Linked DNA regions of Homo sapiens: region 2 is linked to region 1. The links are chromatin loops, found by intact Hi-C in ENCODE. Cell type or tissue: IMR-90. All regions are shown on one strand. Each heading gives the region's core, and the rest is flanking DNA. Links, peaks and the distances in the headings are about the cores only. Region 1 overlaps SLC25A26 (solute carrier family 25 member 26). Region 2 overlaps LOC105377144 (a long non-coding RNA gene).

What was found. A loop is a pair of places that touch in the nucleus more often than their neighbours do. Peaks named below come from ENCODE experiments on the same cell type or tissue, not always from the same donor. Only the 100,000 strongest peaks of a DNase experiment are listed, where the experiment ranks them.
Region 2: it touches region 1 in a loop (8-fold over the local background); 2 of 110 quality-filtered maps call a loop at or near these places.

The regions. Positions count from the first base shown.
Region 1 is chr3:66,274,301-66,279,692 of GRCh38, reverse strand. The region is part of intron 5 of SLC25A26 (solute carrier family 25 member 26); the gene reads right to left. Among named protein-coding and RNA genes, the nearest start is that of SLC25A26, 56 kb to the right of the region's middle. In IMR-90, for the core only: a CTCF peak has its summit at 2,807 (motif pointing left); a DNase peak (open chromatin) is centred at 2,792.
Region 2 is chr3:66,936,187-66,941,578 of GRCh38, reverse strand. The region is part of intron 1 of LOC105377144 (a long non-coding RNA gene); the gene reads left to right. Among named protein-coding and RNA genes, the nearest start is that of KBTBD8, 59 kb to the left of the region's middle. In IMR-90, for the core only: a CTCF peak has its summit at 3,027 (motif pointing left); a DNase peak (open chromatin) is centred at 3,018.

The sequences.
Region 1 (5,392 bases), core at 333-5,332:
TTTTCTAAGAATCATAACATTAACATAATTCCTTCCTACTATAAAAAACAAACCAGTGAAACACATTTGAGGCCAAAGAATCATGAGAATGGTTATCATCGGCTGTCTTTAATGAGATATTTGTAAAATAATAGGCACTAGAGAAAGATAATTACCTGACCCCACCTCCCCAAAAAAATCAGAATCAAATAAAAGCCTTCAAACAAATGGACTAAATTCTTATATTTTTCATATCTGAAAGCATTTTCATTCAATGAGGACACTGTAGCACCAGGTGTAAGTTTAACAGAGGCAGAGCTGTTGGCAAAACCTGGGCTGCCTGACCACAAAGCCCTGGTCTGAACCACTATGCTATGCGGCCTTCAGGAAACAGCAAATCTGACCCAAGAATAGAAGCCCAAACACAGTGAATATTAACACAGGATTAGAACAGGAGAATGAAAGATTCCAAGATTCCCAGGGTAAAAGGGGACTCAGGACAAAAGACAGTATGTTTTCAAAGTTGTCATACCTAAAAATAATGCAAATAATGCCTTTTTCATACAGAAAAGGCAATTAGAAACTCCAAGAAAAAAAGACAAGCTCATGCCCCAAATGTTGGAAATTAAATTTTAGCAACTGATAGAGTGCAAGAAGGTCTATTTGATTCTGATGCTGAAACCATCTCTCAGGGTGTAAGTCCCACACACAAAAAAAAATACAGCCTTAGCACACTACATGGTCTGATCATTCATGAAGTCTTCTCAATAATACAAACACTAGTTCACCGGTACTCCACTTTTAGAATCAATACAGAAGAGCTATGAAAGAAGTGACTGAGGGTAAAAGACAGGATGAAATTGTCAACCCTCTTGACAATGTACAATGAAAGTATAGTTGAGAGAAGTCTTTCCAGAAAGTGAAATTTGCAGGTTAAGGAGGACAAGGTGGCAAAAAGAAAGCAACAGCCTCATCATGTCAAGAGAAAGTTGTAAGATGCAGAAAGTTCGTAGGATAAGAAATAAAGAAACGAATATATAACTTAAAGTTTCTAAAATGAACAGAGGAATGAAATTTATATAACTGGAATGCTAGGATGAGACAGGGTTGGGGAAGAACATAATGTGAGCTTAATCACATCTTCCATCCCAAAGACTCAACAAACTTTATCTACTGACAAATTTTAAAACAGACATTTAAATAATATATTATCTGAAAGCACCGATGAAATAAGAACTAAAAATAAAACAGTTAAAATTTTAAAAAATAAAAAATAAAGGCTACCTCTAGAGAGTGGAACCAGAATGGAGAGGGATGGGCAGGAGACTGTTGTTTTTCATCTTAAGTCCTTCTACATTATTTGGGTTGTTACTAATTGCATATATTATTTTAATACAAGTTAACAATAAAAGAAATTAAATTTTAAATTTAACTTGTCATTATTTTAGAAGATGACTCTAAAAACAAGTACTTCATACAATGTCCAAATGTGGCATTTTAGTTTGTTTTTTAAAAACAAACTCTCATAAAAGTTGCATAAATAGCAGAGTTCACATATATGCTGGCTTCTCTAATGTTAATAAATTAACTACAGTACACTTATCAAAACCAGCTACCAGTTTTGCTGCAATGCTAATAGCTAAATTACAGATTTTGAATGTTACCAGTTTTTCCCAAAATCTTTTCTGTTCCAGGATCAAATCCAGGATCCTACACTGCATTTACTTGTTGTGTCTCCTTAGTCTTCTCTTATTTGTGGCAGTTCTTTCATCTTTCTTTATCATAACTTTGACAATTCTGTACAATGTCTCTCAATCTCGGTTTGTGTGATGTTTTCTCATGATCACACTGAGATTATGCATCTTTGGCAAGAAGACCAAAGAAGTGACATTGTGTCCTTCTTGGTGCATTATATTAGAGATGTATGATGTTAATATAATCTTATTACTGGTGATGCTAATCTTGATCACTTGGATAAAATAGTGACTGCCAGTCTTTCCAACTGTAAAATTACTATTTTCCCCTTTGTAAGTGATAAATAGCTTTGGGGAAATACTTCTAGACTATGATATTCGTTTTTTAAAATAAATGACAAATAAAGATTATATATATTAAAGTGAGCAATGTGATGATTTGATACACAATGTGTAATGATTACCACAATCAAATTAATTAACACATCCATCACTTTTCATGCTGTACCTTAAATACCCAGAACCTGCTGATCCTATAACTGACAATTTGTACCCTTTGAACAACATCTCCCCATTTACCCACCCCCTAACACCCGAGAACCATGGTTCTACTCTCTGCTTCTATGAATTTTACTTTCTTAGTTTACACATATAATACAATATTTGTCTTTCTGTTATGACACTCATTTTTGATACATTATACATATTTACAGTTATCTTTTAGAGATGCATAGTGACGTATTTCTGGATGAAATCAGAATGTCTGGTATTTGCTTCAATATCATACAGACATGTGGGAAGCAGGGTTTGGTATAGATGGAACAATACTGCTCAAGAGCTGGTAATTGATGAGACTACAGGGATTCATTTTAGTAATCTTTTTTGTGTGTCTTTAAATTTTTCCATGGTAAAAGTTTTAAAAAATTAGAACCCAAATAAATACAACTCCATGTACATATGTATCAAAAGATAACACAAATTTATCCATTCAGGTATCTTGATCGGAAAACACTATTATGCTTAAATTTACATTTTCTAATTTGAACCTTTTTTTTTTTTTTTCAAACAGTGCCAGGAAGCAGCTTCCAAGTTCATGCTGAGGTTTTTGCCACCAACATTTAAAATACAGGCATTGTGCGCCCTCTAGTGCGTTCTTCTATAATGTCAGTTTTGCACTGACAAGTTGAATAACAAAAAGCAGAGTATATTCAAAAAGGGAAAAAAAAAAATCCTCACAAAAATTTCTGCTTCTCCACTAGTCAATAAATTATCTGCTAGTTACTTGGCTATGTATACCAAAACCACTTCAAGGCCAAAGATTATCAACCTTTTCCCACCTACTCTACTGTTTCTCAGAACATATGATGCAGCACAGGGAACAAAAAAGGACAGACTACAATCAGTCAAAACATTTTTAAGCACCCCTCACAAAGGCCAGACGAAAAAGGATGCTGAAATCAATATTAATGGCTGTTTTAGAAGCATCTCATTGTGTTCTGCCCATACAAACAGTTCCATTTCTATCCTTTAGAATCCTCTAACACTCAGAAATTGTGCTCCACTCTCACTCAGGTCAAGATTTGGTTCAAGTCTTGTAGATCCCCCATCACATTATTTTCTTAGGATTTACTGAAAAATTCTATCAGTGAATTTATCTGCAAGACACAAACAGGAAGCAAAGTGTAATAAGAATCACAGGATTTGGAATTATACAAACTTGACCTCCAATTCCAGTCCTGCCACCTCCTAGTTGTATTACTTAATTTTTCTAAGCCTCTGCTTATGATCTGTACAAACAGGCTGATGTCTTACAGTTTAAGGATTAGGAAAATATATGTAAAGTTAACAATCATAATTAGTATTCAAATTTTAACTATTTTCATTATGTGATCCCAAAGTAATCTGTAGCCAGGTAGTCGAACCCACAGATAAACATTTTAATTTCCTTTGAATGATTCCAATTGCTATTTTTTAATTACACATCTAAAAAACTACATTTGACCTTCAAATTTAGTTTTCTTACATATATAGTCTCTTAATACTCCATATAAGATGGTGTTTATTCAGACAATAAGACAGTATACAGTAATGAGAACATCAAGGGTAATTCTTGACCCACACGGTATTCACTGGAGATAATTCGCACACACCTAATGAAGGATCTTCTTCATAAGTTTTATTATTTTCATGTGTCACTTCAAAAACTGTTTTGAATATATGAAATAGTTACAGGAGTAACTGTAACTAGAAAAGACAAAATTAAAATAAGAGCTATATGTAGACAGCAGTAAATATGATAAGAAAATTAATCTCAATGGAAGTACAGACAGTTTATCTGGCAGAAAACCATTAGCTTGCCTAGGAATTTAGTGAGAACTCCATAATTCTTGCTAAATGTATCTGGAGATCTTAATACCTAAGTACTTAAAACTGGTCTGCTTTTGAGAAGCAAGTATGATTAAGTCATTGGTTTGTTAAATATTTTCTGAGTGTGCTATGTGCCACACTCTTCTAGGTGTTAGATTAATAGTAGGGAACAAAACGGGAGGCATCTGCCCTCCTGATGCATACATTCTAGTGAAGGGAAGACAGCAGTAATTAATTTTTTTTTTTACTATTATTATACTTTAAGTTTTAGGGTACATGTGCACAATGTGCAGGTTAGTTACATATGTATACATGTGCCATGCTGGTGTGCTGCAACCATTAACTCATCATTTAGCATTAGATGTATCTCCTAATGCTATCCCTCCTCCCGCCCCCCACCCCACAACATCCCCAGAGTGTGATGTTCCCCTTCCTGTGTCCATGTGTTCTCATTGTTCAATTCCCATCTATGAGTGAGAACATGCCGTGTTTGGTTTTTTGTCCTTGCGATAGTTTACTGAGAATGATGATTTCCAATTTCATCCATGTCCCTACAAAGGACATTAACTCATCATTTTTTATGGCTGCGTAGTATTCCATGGTGTATATGTGCCACATTTTCTTAATCCAGTCTATCATTGTTGGACATTTGGCTTGGTTCCAAGTCTTTGCTATTGTGAATAGTGCCGCAATAAACATACGTTTGCATGTGTCTTTATAGCAGCATGATTTATAGTCCTTTGGGTATATACCTAGTAATGGGATGGCTGGGTCAAATGGTATTTCTAGTTCTAGATCCCTGAGGAATCGCCACACTGACTTCCACAATGGTTGAACTAGTTTACAGCCCCACCAACAGTGTAAAAGTGTTCCTATTTCTCCACATCCTCTCCAGCACCTGTTGTTTCCTGACTTTTTAATGATCGCCATTCTAACTGGTGTGAGATGGTATCTCATTGTGGTTTTGATTTGCATTTATCTGATGGCCAGTGATGATGAGCATTTTTTCATGTGTCTTTTGGCTGCATAAATGTCTTCTCTGGAGAAGTGTCTGTTCATATCCTTTGCCTACTTTTTGATGGGGTTGTTTGTTTTTTTCTTGTAAATTTGTTTGAGTTCATTGTAGATTCCGGATATTAGCCCTTTGTCAGATAAGTAGGTTGCAACAATTTTCTCCCATTTTGTAGGTTGCCTGTTCACTCTGATGGTAGTTTCTTTTGCTGTGCAGAAGCTCTTTAGTTTAATTAGATCCCATTTGTCAATTTTGGCTTTTGTTGCCATTGCTTTTGGTGTTTTAGACATGAAGTCCTTGCCCATGCCTATGTCCTGAATGGTATTGCCTAGGTTTTCTT
Region 2 (5,392 bases), core at 142-5,141, 660 kb before region 1:
GGGAGTTAACTATATAAAGGAGATATGTAAAGGTTTCCTTTTTCTTAGTACTTTATCCAGATAAATATCCTAATTCAGATTTTACCAATTAACAGCCCCAATTTTTTTTTACTTCATCTAACCCATAATAACATATTCAAATTTAATTTAGCTCAAAAATTTTTGTTGAATACCAGCCCATGACCAGTGTTAGGTGGCAAATAAGTAAGATGACATCCCCCAAAATAAGTGTGATGAGAATCCTATCTACTAAGAGAGACTCAAATGATGACTTAATAAATATGGAATCCCAAAAGTCCATAAAAACTAAATTATCAGGGCTATCATTATAAAGAAATCATCTTACTTAAAACTAATCTGTACTTCTTATAAAGCAAATTATGTAACCCTTGTATTTGTGAGTTGTTATGCTGATTTATTTTCAGGTCAAAATGTCGGGAAAAGGTTAAGTATGTAAGATTTTTTTGGAAGTTGTCTCCTCTTTATTCCTGTTCCTGCGACACTTTGCCCACACTTTAGCTATTGTACTTATCATATTGCACTGTAATTATTTGTTAAATAAATGTTTTAAATTATTTATCCAGTCTCCCCCACCAGACACTGAACTTCTCCAGGCCAGAGTCTGTGTTTCTTCTTTATGTTCATCTTTGTGTTGTAGAGAACAAGACATAAGATGTTTTCCTCCTTCACTGCTAGGTTCATGGCTGAGACTTCTACAAAAAAAAAAAAAAATACATATGAGCAAGTTTTATATGACGTGAGAGTTTTCAGAAATGAAGAACCAAAGAAACAGGAAAACTTGTGTATTTTTATACTTAGGTTTAATGAAGAGTAGACAGCCATACAGAAGTATGATTGGACAAAGGTATGATCTAATCGGAATTAACTGGGGGCAACTTGTAAGGCCTATTTGTTCAGATTCTTCTTGGCATCTCTATGTCTTCATTCCTTCCTCCAGATACAGGAAAGATGTCTCTGGAATGAGGGTCTTATGACCTACTTTAAAGAAAGATCAGATAATTCTTTTACGACCTGCTTCAGAGGAGAACTTTGGGAGGAGGTCAAAGAGAACTTCCTGCTTCTGCTTTTTTCTGAAACATCAAGAGGCCATATTTTGGAATGGCATGTCCTAAACTCTGTCCGTATCGATAGTATCTAGTACCGTACTTGGCACAAAAGAGGGCTCACTGAATTTTTATCAAATACATACTTCAAATGTTCTGTGCAGTTTCTGAGTTCCTATCTATCAGTAAGAGTTCAAATCATAATTCAGCTCTTTCTCACTACAAGGACAGATTCAAAATGCAAAGATTGTTTTCCCACTTCTTAAACCTGGATTAGGCTTTTGAATAAGAATTTGTTGGTTTATGTGTGTTGCATAGAATTATCGTACGTGAAAATAGAATTTTCCTCTGACAATATCTTCATATATTCAAAATGCAATGTCGATCTTACATCCATTTTATGTTTTCCTTGTGGTTCTTTTCTCATCTCTTTCTCAGCGTCCCATATGTATAATAATAGAAATCTTTTCTTATTCACCTTCATATGGCTTCCTGAAGCTTCACTGCCTTTAGGAGTACATTTATATTCAGAGGCTCCAATGGTAAATAATTTCAGCAGGATGAGGCTCTTTAGTCCTATTTTGTATCTAAACGGCATGCTCAACACTATCTTCAGCTATCTCTTGAGAATCCAATTTCCTAAGGTTATATGCCTGCAACTGAGTGGAAATTTTCAAAACCTAGAGTTCAAAGTTAAGTAGCAAATTCAAACAAAGCCCAAACAATCCAGCCTGAGACTGATTTGTGTGGCCATAAACAGCAACAAAATCTTCCAGTGGCTATCAATATACTAACTGTGATTATGGGTTAGCAAATTCATCCCACTCCTCTGGCTCTAAGCATTTGGAGGCTAAAACAGAATTTTTAGAGAATGTAACAGTCCTCACAACTAAAGCAACCAAAGAATGATAGCAGATATCCATGCAACTATTAGGTATCAAAACTGTAGGACACAATATTAGGAGAAATTAAGTTGCAATTCAAAACTCTGTTACTGAGACAGTACAGCTAATAGGGGAAACTTTGAGTCACTAGCTGCTAGCTAACTTGACCAACATGCCAAGGTCAGCTGTTGTTGTTGTTTTAACCTAAACCATTCTATTGTCCGTGAAATATGGAGATGAGGAAATAATCATGATTTCTTTTTTGGTAAATATATTGGAAATTTTTTTTAATGAAGTATGTAAAACACCCTTATGCTGCTGATTTCCTGAATTTTCTAGCTAAGAGCTCATTCTAAAGTTACTAACTGATCAAGGCACTTTGTATAATTTCTTAGAAGCACTCTCACTACCTACTGGATTTTAAAAATACTTTTTTGGAGAATCATACCTTTTTTCCTTGTGTTCTTAGGAAGCATATCTGCACGACTGTCTGTCATAGCTGAGGGACCTATAAGCTTTTTATTATCCACATCACTCTTAGGGATTATTAATCAATTCTCATGCATATGTTTTGTTGAAAACTCTCAGTGCTATAATGATAATGGGTTAATGGAGATGCTTATTTCTGGGTCATGCATAAAGTTAGAGCCAACACTGTCTGCCCTCCAGAGTAATCTTTGCAGATAAATACAGAAATTGTATGCCACAAGAAGCCAGTTTTCATTCCTGAAAATCCAGGATGAGATGTAAACCAAATGAATGTAAATGAATCCACTAATATCAACTTTCTCCAGTCCTACACCCCCTAGCCAACCCTTAAACTACAAACAAAACGGAGGCAAGAAAATAAAAACTCAGATAAAATAAATATTTAATAAGGAGATTGCATCAGAAGTTTGAACCATCTATATAATTAGAGATAGAAGAAAATATGCCATTGCTATAGTTCTTACCCTAGACATTACGGGTCTCGTTAGCTATTTCTCTCTGAAAGGAGCTTGACTTTAACTGTGCACAGCCCAAAGTCTTAGTTGGTCTTCTCGGCTCAAATGCTCCTGTGGAAAGGACTCTGCTGCCCTCTACTGTCAATAAAAACAGAAGCCACAAACAGAACTGACTTCAGCATCTGTGCATGAGACAATTGGAGTCCCAGCTCCCAGGAAGGCTAGACAAGTCAACATCCCTTCCTAGGGAGAAGGCCCTTGAAAGGATCCTTAAGCTGCAAGCGAATCCTCAACTTAGCTGCCAGATGCAGTCCCAATGTGGAGGTGCTAAGGCAGGTTTTGAAATTCCAAGGCCAAGAGATGAAACAGTCCATCAAAGTGGACTTTTTTTTTTTTTTTCTAATTGGTTATTCATTCATTACCCAAAAGGTTGGTTACAGGAAAACACAAAAATCTACTCCATTCATCTCTTCATTTATTTCCACTATAATATAAAGAGGGCATTGACAGAGACAGAGGACATGATACCAGTTTGTTTTTTGTTAGTTTGTTTAAACCTTAGCTCACTGCAGCCTCGAACCCCTGGGCTCAAGCAATCCTCCAGCCTCAGCCTCTGATGACAAATGTGCACCACTCCACCCGTCCCCAATTTAACTGCTCCAAAGAAAAATAAAGCACAAGAAAGATAGAGACACTGTCTACATAGATTGGATAGGGGATGTTCCTCTGAAGAGATCAAGAAGGAAAGGAATAAATAATCCTGAGAAAGGACATTCCTGGCAGAGGAAGAGCAACTGCAAAGGCCCTGTGTTAGGAACACGTTGGGGCTGTTTTAGGAAGAGTAAAGTTGGTAACTGAAGTGTAGTGACTGGGAAAGTAAGAATGAGGCTGGAAAAGGTCAAATTATGTCCAATAGACATATACTATGAGTCACATATACAATTTTAAACTTTCTAGTAGCCACATTTTAAAAAGTAAAAAGAAATCAGTGACATTAATTTTAATAACACATTTTATTTAACCCAATATATCCAAAATGGTTGTCATATGAATATGTAGCCAATATAAGAAATACTAATGAGGTAGTTTACTTTTTTTCTGTACTAAATCTTTCAAATTTGCAATGTATCTTACACTTATAGCACACCTCAGTTTGACCACTTGCAAAGCGCTCGACAGTCAAATGTAGCTATGGTTACATTTTTTAAAAAAAATTTTTGTCCTAGGTGCAGTTGAATATTTCAGTTCTTTTGTAGTTTAAGTCAATTTTATTACACTGTTAAAACAAACTAAACATGGCCTCCGTACTTCTATGTTTGAGTCCTTGTGGACAAACTGCAACCTAACTTAATAGATAGACAAGATTGAAACTCTAACTTATCAGTATGCTCCTCTAACAATTGCTGAGTCTTGGCCAATCCCAGCAGCCGTACTTCAACCACTCATACACTGCTGAGTGTTCAAACTGTGATCAAATAAGGCAAATCCTAAGCTGTAACCAATCCAGCTGTTTCTGTACCTCACCTCCAATTTCTGTTCGTCACTTCCGTTTTTCTTGTCTGTAAATTTGTTCTGACCACGAGGCATCCCTGGAGTCTCTCTGAATCTGCTGTGATTCTGGGGGCTGCCCGATTCACAAATCAATCATTGCTCAATTAAACTCCTTTAAATGTAATTTGGCTGAAGTTTTTCTTTTAACAACACATACTTTGGAAGTGACTCTTAGTGGTGATCACCAAATGATTTCAATTGAATTTTAGTGAAGAATAAATGAGCAAGAGACCAAGCAGCTCAAAGGAGGCTCCAGCTGGGCACGGTGGCTCACTCCTGTAATCCCAGCACTTTGGGAGGCTGAGGCAGGCAGATCACGAAGTCAGGAGTTTGAGACCAGCCTGGCCAACATAGTGAAACCCCATCTCTACTAAAAATACAAAAAATTAGCTGGGCATGGTGGCAGGCGCCTGTCATTCCAACTACTTGGGAGGCTGAGGCAGAAGAATCACTTGAACCGGGGAGGCAGAGGCTGCAGTGAGCCGAGGTTGCGCCACTGCACTCCAGCCCGGGCAACAGTGTGAGACTCCTTCTCAAAAAAAAAAAAAAAAAAAGGAGGGGAGGCTCCAAGTTCACTTGCAGTCAGCAAGTTGGGTTTTGTTTTACTTTGGGGAATAAAGTGAGTGGAGTTAAGTTAAATATGACCTTGGAAGGTCTAGATAGGAATTAATTCCACCTAGAGCTTAGTAGAGGGCATTTATGGAATGCTGAGGGGAGGGGGCCGGAGGTCAAATGTGAATGAGTGGGGTCCCCACCAACATGGACACAACACAAACACTGCTGCCCCTGCTTCAGCCAGCCCCATTCTCAGAGGCTGTGCGGTGCAGTCGTTAGGAGCTTGTGTGCCGGAACCTGATTCCTGGCTTTGACACTCAACAGCTATGTGACCTCAAGCAGCGTTCTCCAGCTTTTGTGCCTCAATTTTCTCATTTGCAATGCAAAGTAGCTG